2 separate regions of the Homo sapiens genome follow, and region 2 is linked to region 1. The links are chromatin contacts, found by Hi-C or POLR2A ChIA-PET in ENCODE. All regions are on one chromosome and are shown on one strand. The core of a region is the stretch at or near the end of the contact, and the rest is flanking DNA. Distances in the headings are between cores, read along the strand shown. Region 1 holds the start of PHF23 (PHD finger protein 23). Region 2 holds the start of ASGR2 (asialoglycoprotein receptor 2).

Evidence for each region. A loop is a pair of places that touch in the nucleus more often than their neighbours do. ChIA-PET counts read pairs that join two places held with the same protein, here RNA polymerase II (POLR2A). Pooled maps may share reads with other maps.
Region 2: POLR2A ChIA-PET joins it to region 1 with 11 read pairs in HepG2. The contact joins the promoter of ASGR2 here to the promoter of PHF23 in region 1. A Hi-C loop is called at or near these places in 2 of 50 pooled maps. POLR2A ChIA-PET finds 5 or more read pairs at or near these places in 2 of 52 experiments (GM12878 and HepG2).

Annotation. Positions count from the first base shown.
Region 1 is chr17:7,237,205-7,243,042 of GRCh38, reverse strand. It overlaps PHF23 (PHD finger protein 23), which reads left to right and starts at 3,586. Exons shown (of 5, transcript NM_024297.3): 1 at 3,586-3,797; 2 at 5,383-5,414; 3 at 5,566-5,658. The coding sequence starts at 3,764. It overlaps GABARAP (GABA type A receptor-associated protein), which reads left to right and starts at 594. Exons shown (of 4, transcript NM_007278.2): 1 at 594-802; 2 at 1,364-1,442; 3 at 1,583-1,701; 4 at 2,124-3,035. The coding sequence starts at 713. The coding sequence ends at 2,189. RefSeq lists silencers at 532-721, 3,319-3,458, 3,509-3,688, 4,839-5,318 and enhancers at 334-885, 886-1,437, 3,119-3,208, 3,336-3,985.
Region 2 is chr17:7,113,460-7,119,297 of GRCh38, reverse strand. ASGR2 (asialoglycoprotein receptor 2) reads left to right here and starts at 4,476. Exons shown (of 9, transcript NM_001201352.2): 1 at 4,476-4,683; 2 at 4,988-5,181. The coding sequence starts at 5,058. RefSeq lists an enhancer at 3,538-4,324.

The sequences.
Region 1 (5,838 bases), core at 2,337-4,836:
CACATGATTTAACTCAAGTCCCGCAGTGTTCCTCCGCGCTGGCGTAGTCCCTACCTTTCCAACCTCCTCTCCAGTCCCTATTGGTCTACTCATTTTGGCACTTAAGCGTTCTGTAGATCTCTCCAAACATCTGTTTTCTTTTTGACTTCTTATTTCTGGAGATCATCTCCGCCACTTGGGTACTACTTTGTTTTGGTGTCAACGGCCGCCTTCAGCGTAGCAACACGGTTCGTGAATAGCTAACCTTGTAATTGTCCCTGCTGTTCCTCTACGTTGTTAACGAAAGGAACTTGGAGAACCAAGTCTCGTATGATGATTACCATCTTTTACTCCTCTTCAGCCCCAGCTTCCTTGAGGGGACGGTTGGGGAATAGGTTTAGAGTAATTTTCGATGAGCAAAAGCCAACCGTCTTTGCTACGTCGCCTGCGTAGCCCACAAATTGATTCCAAAGCGATTACGCTAATGGCGTGAGGGGGCCGGTCAGTTGGTGGTGCTACGCTAGCAGCGTTAGCGCCGCTGAGGTAGTGGCGTATCTTAGCGGGGGGGGCAGTCCCCGATAGTCGGGGGCGGGGTTGGTGAATAGGGAAGTGGCGCAAATTCGTGGATCGCTCCGCTGAATCCGCCCGCGCGTCGCCGCCGTCGTCGCCGCCCCCCGTCCCGGCCCCCCTGGGTTCCCTCAGCCCAGCCCTGTCCAGCCCGGTTCCCGGGAGGATGAAGTTCGTGTACAAAGAAGAGCATCCGTTCGAGAAGCGCCGCTCTGAGGGCGAGAAGATCCGAAAGAAATACCCGGACCGGGTGCCGGTGAGGACAGTAGCCAGGGCCGAGGGCGCGGGACGCTTACGCTGACGCCACAGCCTGGCCTTGGATCGGGACAGGCAGCGCAGGGATCAGGCTGCTGGCTGTGGTGGGGTTGGCAGCGAGCCTGAAACTGCTGTCCTTGGGACCCAGGATGAAAGGAGTGGGGTAGTGGTGGATGTGGGGTTGAGAGGGATGTGGACAGGAGAGAGAAACCTTAGCATTTGAGGCCTTAGAGAGTTTGACAGCCTGAGCTTCAAATGGTCATCCCCCCAGCTAGCTAAGGTTGCGAGATTGAATCACTAGTCGACCCAAACAAGTCACCTCCGTCTGATTAAGATAGTTGTTTATGGTGACGCCCTATTGGGGGATGGATCCTGGATATTTAAATGAGCTCCAGTCAGTGAGGTCAGGATCTCTGGGACTCAGTGCTGCACCGCGTGTACAAAGACAAAGAGATGAATCTGGGGTAGATTTAGGTGCTAGGAATATTGTTTCTTGAGTTCTTGACAGGTGCAGCTTCGGGGCTGCATTCCTTCTGTCTCCTAATTTTCATCTCTTTATCAGGTGATAGTAGAAAAGGCTCCCAAAGCTCGGATAGGAGACCTGGACAAAAAGAAATACCTGGTGCCTTCTGATCTCACAGGTGGGAACCTGATCCAAGACTCAGGCTTGCTTCCTGTGGGTGGGAGTGCAGTCTCTGCGGGAGGAGGCTCCACCTAGCAGCTGTTCTTTTGAGGGCATTTTTGACCTCTGTGACTTTCTTGCATCTTGTATCTTTTGCAGTTGGTCAGTTCTACTTCTTGATCCGGAAGCGAATTCATCTCCGAGCTGAGGATGCCTTGTTTTTCTTTGTCAACAATGTCATTCCACCCACCAGTGCCACAATGGGTCAGCTGTACCAGGTATGGTGACTGGGAAGTGGTGGAGGCTTTGGAGAGGAATCTTGGAAGAGCGTGAGGGGAAGAAAGTGTTGTTACATCAGTAGTTTTGGACTAGCTTCCTGGCTTGCCTTAAAGTTTCATAATAGCCGTGGGTTGGGGGTTTGGACAGAACAGTAGGAGTAGAGAGAAGGAAAGAGAACAGTGAGCTAGAGAAACTATCTGTTCGGGACTCTTCCCAGTCCCCCTCCCCATTCCAAAGCAGCAGAAAACAGTTTGAGGCCTTTTTGCCCAGGACTGCAGAGATTATACTGCTCGTGTGGTAGGCCTTGGAGTCAGTGAAGGAGTCAGGCAATGGTTTGTGGTTCTAGAAGAACGTGTCTGGGTCGTGGTTGGTTTAAGTTACTGGAGCCCAGTTGCTGAACAGTTTTCTGCTTTCATCCCAGGAACACCATGAAGAAGACTTCTTTCTCTACATTGCCTACAGTGACGAAAGTGTCTACGGTCTGTGAAGCTGCTGCCCCTGAGCTGGAGGGGGGTCTCATTCTACAAAGAGAGAGGTGGCCCCCCTTTCTTGACCTCCTCCTCCTTCAAGCTCAAACACCACCTCCCTTATTCAGGACCGGCACTTCTTAATGTTTGTGGCTTTCTCTCCAGCCTCTCTTAGGAGGGGTAATGGTGGAGTTGGCATCTTGTAACTCTCCTTTCTCCTTTCTTCCCCTTTCTCTGCCCGCCTTTCCCATCCTGCTGTAGACTTCTTGATTGTCAGTCTGTGTCACATCCAGTGATTGTTTTGGTTTCTGTTCCCTTTCTGACTGCCCAAGGGGCTCAGAACCCCAGCAATCCCTTCCTTTCACTACCTTCTTTTTTGGGGGTAGTTGGAAGGGACTGAAATTGTGGGGGGAAGGTAGGAGGCACATCAATAAAGAGGAAACCACCAAGCTGAACTGAATTTTGCCTTGTGTTGCTCCCCTCGTCCCGCTGATTTTAAGTCTTTCCAAGGTGTCAGTGGGTTTCAGTGGTGGGGAAAGAAGAGTACTGGGTACAAGCTGGAGGGATAGAAGTATATTTTGGTTTATTCTGTTCATGTTGGGCTTTTCCCTGTCTGCAAAAAGAGGGTGCTTTTGTTGTGATGGAATGGAATACTGAGGATTATTTCTTGAAACTTTAGTTTTATAACACGCATGTGAAACTAAATGTTAAAAATGCTCATGTAAAAAAAAATTTTTTTTTACTGTGGGTTCCTGTGGAGAAAGTTCCGAAGTACCTGCTTTAGGTGAACATCCACATTTGCTAGAACATTCTAACTAAGATATTTTCATGTGTGCAAGCTAGTAAAACGGCTGTTCTCAGTTGCATGTCACTTGGCTAGACTTTTGCCGGTGTGTGGGATCCGGCAGAGTGGAATCAGGGAGGGAGAAGACTGGGAGCGGGAGCCATTATCGCCAGGAATACTTCAACTCCCAGCAATCATTTCTCCGGCAGGCCGGAAGTGGGGCGGTCCTCCTGGGGAGAAAGAAGCTGCAGAACGAGGCAGTATGGTGGCCGAGAGTTCTAATCCCTTCTTCCTCTTCTTTCTTGGTCCCGCCCAGCCTACATCTCCCAGGGGCCTGCGCGCGCACTTCCGCTCTCCCCTCCGGCTCCTGGTCTCCCCGCCGCTCCCCGGGGGAGGGGAGCGGCTTGGTGCGCCTGCGCCAGCCTGTGGCTTTCTGGGAATCAAAGTTCCGGAGGTTCATGCGGTCCCTTTTCCGCTGTTCCCGGACGGACTACAAAACCCTTGGTGCACTGCGCCTCGGCGCCGGCGGGGGGAGGAGGGAGAGAAGAGGAGGGAGGGAGGAGAGAGGAGGTGGAGGAGGAGGAGGAGGGAGCAGGCGGCCGGCGGCGCGGGGGGAGGGGGCCCGGTCCGGGAGTGCGGGAGGCAGTGGTAGAGGGAGGTGGCGGCAGCGGCTAGCGGACTCGAGTCTCAACCGGGCTGAGGCGGACACTTCTGTGGAGCGAAGCAGTGGGAGCATCGAGCACTAGAGGCGGCACCGGGATCCCCGGCTCCGGGGAGGGGGGCGCCGGACCGGGAGGAGGGGAGGGGGCGATGCTGGAAGCCATGGCGGAGCCCAGTCCCGAAGGTGAGCTCTCGACCGGTGCAGAGCGCTGAGCCGGCGGGGGGCGGGCGAGGAATCAATTGGCAAACTTGGAGGTCGAGCCCCGGAGCCCAGCGGGGGAGTTCGGGGAGGGGGTCGGGAGGCTGGCCCTGGAGGTGGGAGAGCGACGAGTTGAGAGACCTTGGAGAAAGAGGAGTGGGAAACTGGGCTGGGGTAGTTGGAGATCAGACGGTGTGGGGGTGCGGGGGATAGGAGCTTGAAACCCGGAGCCTCGGGGGTTAGGGCCCGAAAGGGCCACCGGCAGATTGGGGCCCTGGAACTGGAAGGTTAGGGGAATCCAGTGGCCGGAGAGTTGCTCAGGAGGGAGGACGTAGAAGAGGCTGAGTGAGGGGCCCGGTAGTTCGCCGAGGTGGGGTAGTTTGTGGCGGTGGTACCGGAGCTCCGAGTAGTTGCCGCCGGAGAATGCCCGGTGATTGTCGGAGAGGTGGGCAGGTAGTTGTGGGGAGAAGAGGGGGTCTGGGTATTGTCTACGGCAGACGGACCTGTACCGGGGGGTAGTTGTGGAGAGAGCGAGCCAGGAAGCGAGGCGAGCTGGGTAGTTGTAGGGGGTGGTGGGGCGGGGTGGGGGGGGTTAAGACCGGCGACTTGTCGGGCGGGGGGGTAGGGTTGGTCCGCGAGGGTTAAGAGCCTGGGAGTTGCTGAGGGTGAGGGGGGCATCGGCGGCAGCAGCGGTGGCTGCTGTGGAGAGAGAGAGAGAGTGGCTGGTTGGGGGGAAGGGGCCAGAGTTGAGGGGTCCATAGCCTAGTAACTGGGTGGTGAGTACGGGGGCGGAGGGGGGGGCGGCGGCCGGAGAGGGCTAGGAACAGGGCCGGGGGGCCCGGTGGGGAGCCCGAAAAGCTGGAGACGGGGAGGGGCCAAAGCCCCGGATGGGGGCGGAGGGACGGCGAAATTGTGGGGAGCGCGGTATGGGCGGGGGGGGGGGGGCAGGTGGGGGCCGCGTCCGGGTTAGAGCTCCCGGGTCTGTCCCGGCCGTGAAGTAGCGTTGGATGCGTGTGCCTGTGTGTGTCTGGGGTGGGGGTGAGGGGCGCGCCGGGCCGCGTGCTCGAGTAGAAGGGGCCGGAGGGCGGGGAGCGGTTCGGCGTGGTCATCCTGGACCCTGGGGGCTGGCGGGCGGCGTGTGCGGTCTCGGAGGGCCCGAGGCGGTGGAGCGCGGCCGGGTAGGAACTCGGGGCTCCGGGCGCGTGTGAAGGACGGGGGCGGCTGGCGGCGGCCCGGACGCGGCCCCGGGAGCGGTACGGTGGGGTGGGGCGCTGAGGGATCCGAGTAGACTGGAGTCGAGAGAGACCGTGAGTTGGGGGGGCGGGGCGCCGGGCCTCCGGTTGGGGGAAGGGGAGCGCTATAGCGAGGCCTCAGAGGGCGCCGCGCCCAGGCTCCGCCCCTCGCGGGGCGGAAGGGGGAGCCGGGGCGGATCCAACACAGCTGGGGGCCTGCTGGCCTGGCAGAGGGACCTGGGAGAGCAGGGGGTTCACTTAGGAACAACGGGGTTTAGAGGGGGAGTTTTACACAGATTGTTCCTAGTGTCTTGACTCAGCTTTTATTGCTTTTCCAGATCCACCTCCGACCCTTAAGCCAGAGACTCAGGTGAGGTTTGCCTTACCTTTGCAGCCTAGTAGCCCTGCCTGACAACGCCCCCCGCCCCCCTTTTCTAGACCTCACTTAGGGACTGTGTTTCTGGGAATGCCATTCTTAAACTGTGTGGCTTTGCATGTGATCCATATCTCCTTCCTTTCAGCCACCAGAGAAACGGCGGAGAACAATTGAGGATTTCAACAAATTCTGCAGTTTTGTTTTGGCATATGCTGGTTACATTCCCCCTAGCAAAGAGGTAGGGGCAAGAGAATTACTGACTTGAGGCTGGTGTGGTGGGACTATAGAGTGACTGTTGTTCAAACAGAACTGTATTGCTTTATAGAAGGAGGCCCTTAGAAATTATATGTAAGACCAGGGAAGTTGGAGACTCTTAGGGCTGTGGTAGGAAAGCTGGTATGCGGGGAGTGGATGGCCG
Region 2 (5,838 bases), core at 3,227-5,726, 120 kb after region 1:
TACTCAGGCGGCTGAGGCAGAAGAATCACTTGAACCCGGGAGGCGGAGGTTGCAGTGAGCCGAGATCGCGGCCACCGCACTCTAGCCTGGGCAACAAGAAGGAAACTCTGTCTCAAAAAAAAAAAGAAAGAAAGAAAAAAAAGAGAGAAAGGGAGTCTGGAGATTGTCTAGTTTCCCTAGTGGGAAATATATTCAGTAGCATGAGACCAGAGAAAAAATAATTTCTCCCAATTTAACTTTTATCATTTAAAAAAAAAAAACCTATGTCTTTTTTTTTTCCTGGAAGATTTTCTAAATTTTATGTTTCAGAGCTTCTATTAATTTTTCTGGAGTTAACAACATGTATATATTTTTTAACTTTCAAAAGGTCTCGTTTTCTGAACAAGTAGAACATACAGGAAATTCTGGCTTATCAACAAAGTGAATTCAGGAAAGCCAATAGAAAAACTGGTAAAGGATATGAAAAGGCAATTCATGCAGGAGGAAACCCAAATGATTAATAAATCGATGAAGAAATGTTCAAACCCACTGTTAGCCAGAAATGCAAAATAAAAGAACAAGGATATGGCATCAGCTTGGCAACAATTGCGATGTTAATAATATCAAGCGACAAAGCCAAAAAGAGAACCCTCGTATACTGCTGGTGGGAGTGTGAACTGGCAGAGCCATTCTGGAAAACAGTCTGGCAGTCCTGAGTGGAATTAGGTATGGCAATACTCTGCGAATGAGCAATACCATTCGGGGATATAGTTTCCTTCCTTCCTTCCTTCCTTCCTTCCTTCCTTCCTTCCTTCCTTCCTTCCTTCCTTCCTTCCTCCCTCCTTTCCTTCGTTTCTCTTTTCTTTTCTTTCATTCCTTTTTTTTTTTTTTTTTTTTTTTTGAGAAAGGGTCTTGCTGTTGCCCAGGCTGGAATGCTGTGGTGCGATCATAGTTCACTGCAGCCTTGAACTCCTGGCCTCAAGTGATCCTCCCAACTCCAGCTTCCCAAGGTGTTGGGATTACAGGCCTGAGCCACCATACCTGGCCTGGATACAGTTTCAAGAGAAATTCTCACCTAGGTCCACATGGGAACACGATGAGGACATCAGTCGTCATGTTAATTGTGATAGTTGTTGGCAACAACCTGAGTTCATTATTAGGGGAAATAAACTGTGATGGATACACACCATTGAATACTGTGCAGCAGTTCATAGCAACAAACCAGATAAACAAATAGCAATGTAACAATCCATTGTAACAAATAGCAATACAAATAGCTCTAAAAAATTTCTTGTTGAGTGAAAAAGATCAGAAACAAATGAGATATATGAAAGTTCTGTGTATGTAAATACAGAACAGATAGACATGCAAACCCCATCACATATTTTATAAGGGTACCTACATATTTAGTAATATATATTGTTTCAGCTATCTACCGATGCATAATAAACCACCCCAAAGCTCCAGTGGCTTAAACCAACTGTTTTTTCTTAAGATTCTCTGGGTCAGAAATTTGGGCAGGGCTAGGCTGGGCGGTCCACGGGGTATTGGTTGGAGTGAAACACTTGGATACAATCAGCTGGTGACTGGGCTGCCCTGGAAACTCCCAGAAGACTTTGCTCACATGTCTGGGGCCTCAGTGCACCTCTGTGTGGCCTCTTTCTCTCTCCATGTGCTGTCTTATCCCCCAGGACTCTCTCTGGCAGGATAGTTGGACTTCCTCATAGCATGGTGACTGACTTCCAAGATTGAAAACTGAAGCTACCAGGTTTCTTGAGGTCCAGGCCCAGAACTGGCAGAGTGTCATTTCTAGTGCTTTCTGTTGGTCAAGGCAAGTCACAGGGCCAGCCCAGACTCAAGGGGAGGGGAAACAGACTCTACCCCTGGCTGAGTGGTGTGACTTGCACATGTGGTGAGGGGAGAAATTGATGGGCACCATCTGTGGGGACTGTCAGGGCACTCAGACTTCTGGCTGCCTATAGAGAGTAGAGAGTATAGAATTAGTGAGGGGAAACAGGATGGGAGCTAGGGAAGAACGAAACAGGACAAAGGTTTAGCTCAGACCTCTGAGGAAGACCTAGTGTCATGAAGTAAGGAATATGACCAATCTAACCTTTGTGTCTGAGGTACAAATAAACCCCAAATCAAAATCAACCAAATAAGGCCGGGCGCGATGGCTCACGCCTATAATCCCAGCACTTTGGGAGTTTGAGATGGGCGGATCACCTGAGGTCAGGAGTTCAAGACCAGCCTGGCCAACATGGTGAAAATACAAATAATTAGCCGGGCGTGGTGGTGCATGCCTGTAATCCCAGCTACTCAGGAGGCTGAGGCAGGAGAATCACTTGAACCCGGGAGGTGGAGGTTGCAGTGAGCTGAGATCGCGCCATTGCATTCCAGCCTGGGTGACAAGAGTGAAACTCTGTCTCAAAAAAAAAAAAAAAAAAAATCAATCAAAGAAAATAGGATTCCATAACCCAAAACAGAAAACCTCCAACAATATGGAAACTTCAGAAATAGTCCAAGTACATGTTAACTTCTAAGTTAAAATGATTTTCAAATAGGGAGAAAGAGAAGGACGCAGATGAGTCTGGCTTTCTCTGTCCCTTCTCTCCCTGTAGTGCCGTGAGTGGGGGTGTAAGTGACAAGCCCTGAAACGTGGAATTGGTTCAGTCAAAGGGGTGGCCAATGAGGATGGCCCCATCCCTGGTTGGCAGTTGGCAAAGCTTGACATGCAGTAGACAATCCATCTGTGAAGCTCTTACCTGTATCTCAGGACTAAATCCACATGCCCCTTAAGATGGGGGCTTCACAGCAGTGTTGTTCAGACTTTGAGTTGTGACCCATTAATGGACTGGGAAACTCAACAGAAGGCACGTAGTAAGGTGAGCATTGTCCCATCAAACTTTAGTGTCAACCGTGTATTTCCAAACGCATTATTCTATTCACTCACTCACTCAGTAGATACTTGTTGAGCAGCTACTGTGTGGCAGGCACTGGGGATCCAGGAGAAAGTAACACATACAAATGCACCTGTGTGTGCGGGTGCTTGTGTGTATGTTCTGGATCACAGCATGAAATTCGTCTCTCGCTGTGGGCTGCAGTCAGAGAGCCCAGCGGCTGCTGCTGCCTGGTGGCTGGGTGGGAATGTCAGGGTACTGGGGGGGTGGCTACTTCCCATGTGGGTCAGCAAGTTACAAGAACAGAAAAGGCCTCTGTTTGAATTCCTTTTCGGCACCCGGGGAAACGAGCAGCTTTATAAGAAACCCTGCCCGTAGCCATCCGCCCAAGTTTGGTGAGGGTCAGAAAATCATGCACAAAAACTGTGTTTTCTTTCCCGAGCTATTGTTAGCGCAAGTGTAGACAGTCAGCCACGTTCCTTGCTTCATGGAAGCCAGTCTTCCTCGTAGGACCATGAAGACCTTTTCTTTTCTTTTTCTTTCTTTCTTTTTTTTTTCTTTGAGATGGAGTTTCTCTCTTGTTGCCCAGGCTGGAGTGCAATGGCGCAATCTTGGCTAATGCAACCTCCGCCTCCCAGGTTCAATCGATTCTCCTGCCTCAGCGTCCTGAGTAGCTGGGATTACAGGCCCCTGCCACCACGCCCGGCTAATTTTTGTATTTTAGTAGAGACAGAGTTTCACCATGTTGGCCAGGCTGGTCTCGAACTCCTGACCTCAGGTGATCCACCCACGTCGGCTTCCCAAAATGCTGGGATTACAGGCGTGAGCCACCGTGCCCGGCCAGACCTTTTGTTATGATGTTATTTTCCCCTCTTTACTCCATTTTGCTTTGCCAGTTTCTCTACTCACCTGGGCCACCACCTAGAGCAAGTTGCCTCATCTCTCCGAGGCTCCGCTTCCGAACCCTGTGAAATGGGAGTAACAGAAGTCCTGCCTCGTGGGGGTGTTGTGCTGTGATAAATGAAGAAACACCTTGGAGAATTTAGGGCAGTGGCTGGGCCTGAGGACAGTGTTTGTGTTGCCTGGGCTGGGGCAGGGTCTGGGCCGGACGGGGCTCTCTGAGGTTGGATTCCTCCTGCGAGGAGAGCTGTTTTTCTGCAAAGCCCCTTCCTCCTCCTGCTGAAGCTTCTGGATTTGAGAGGCTTTACTCTCCAGGAGAGTGAAGCGAGTTGGGCCAGAGCTGAGAGTCTGGTGGCCGAGCCCACAGGAAGCTGGGGTCTGTGGTTCAGATGCCGGATTGGGCAAGAGTAGAGAACTGGTCGCTGTGATCCTGGTCAGGGATATTTGGAGACACCCACAGTTCTGGTAAATTCGGAGGCAGGAAGTGAGAGGGGGAGGGAGAGAGGGAAACGGCAAACTGCACCCCAGCCCCTCCTGGCCTGGCACCCCTTCCAAATGGTGCAATGAGTGGGGTGAGTGGCGTGTGGAGTTGAGCGCAGCCCAGGGGACCCCCCTCTCTGGGAATAAGAACAGAGATAGCCCCGTCCCCTGCCCCCACCCCACAAATGAGTTACAGCTCTGTTTCCTCTTCTGTTTACTGTCCAAAGTCCCAGGCCAGGAGGTGCCAGGTTAGAGCTTGGACACTCAGACCCTCCAGTGCAGGCCTTGCCCGGACCAGCCCCTCCTCCACTCTCCTCTCCCCTGTGAGCTCCACCTGCCCCAGTTCTCCTGGCTTTAACCCCTCCTTGGCCAAGGCCAGGGTTGCCTGCGGGAGCCAGGTGTCCGCTCTCCACACCTTTCACAGGTAACTGAGGCTGGGGAGGCAACTGGGACGAGGATGCTTGGGAACAAGGAGGCCTTGGTTCAGGGATGGGGAGGACCCCATGGGAAGCTGTGGGTGGTCGGGTCCATGAGCGTGGGGAGGGGTCTCCTGGCCAGGTCAAGGCCCAAGCGGTCTCCTGAGAAGGGAAAGGACCCAGCGGGATTTCAAACCTCATCCCAAACGCCCTGCCAACCTCAGATCCTACCCAGGCCACCACCCCGAACCCCTCCGACCCTGCGTTCCATCCCACCATCAACCTCCACGTGAATCTGCACCTCTGCCCCAGCCCCAGCCCTCAGAGCAACCTCAGCCCAGCCCAGCCCAGCTCCAGCTCCAGCTCCAGCCCGGGCCCCATCATGGCCAAGGACTTTCAAGATATCCAGCAGCTGAGCTCGGAGGAAAATGACCATCCTTTCCATCAAGGTGAGGGGCCAGGCACTCGCAGGCTGAATCCCAGGAGAGGAAATCCATTTTTGAAAGGCAAGTGTGCAGTTTCTGCGGCTTTGCTCCCCCTCTGTCTCAGCTCATGATTGCTCTGTCCCTTTGAGGTCTCTGCCGCACCCACTCTGTGAACAGGGACTGAGGAGGGCCCGACACCCCCGCTTGTTCCCTCACCTCACCTTCCTGTCTACCCCAGGACCCCAGGAAAGGCATGTGCCAGAGGTGTGGGGAGATCTGGAAGATAACTGCCTGCCCTTCTCCTCCCAACCCAAGAACACATGTGCCTCGTATGTGCGTGTGCACGTATGTGCATATGAGGAATGCAGATTCAGCTGGGACTCTGTGTGTGTGTGTGAGTGAATGTTGTGTGTGTGTATATGTGCGCGAGAGCGTGCATATGTTGTGTGTGTGTATGTCGTGTATGTGAGAGGGTATGTTGTGTGTGAGAGTGTGTTGTGTGTGTATGTTGTGTGAGTATATGTTGTGTGTATCTTGTGTGTGAGTGTATGTTGTGTGTTGTGTGTGTATCTTGTGCATGTGTGTATGTTGTGCGAGTGTATGTTGTGTATGTGAGTGTGTGTATGTTGTGTGTATGTTGTGTGTATGTATGTTGTGTATGAGTGTGTGTATGTTGTGTGTGTGTACGTTGTGTATGTTGTGTGTGTGTTGTGTGTGTGTATTGTGTGAGTGTATGTA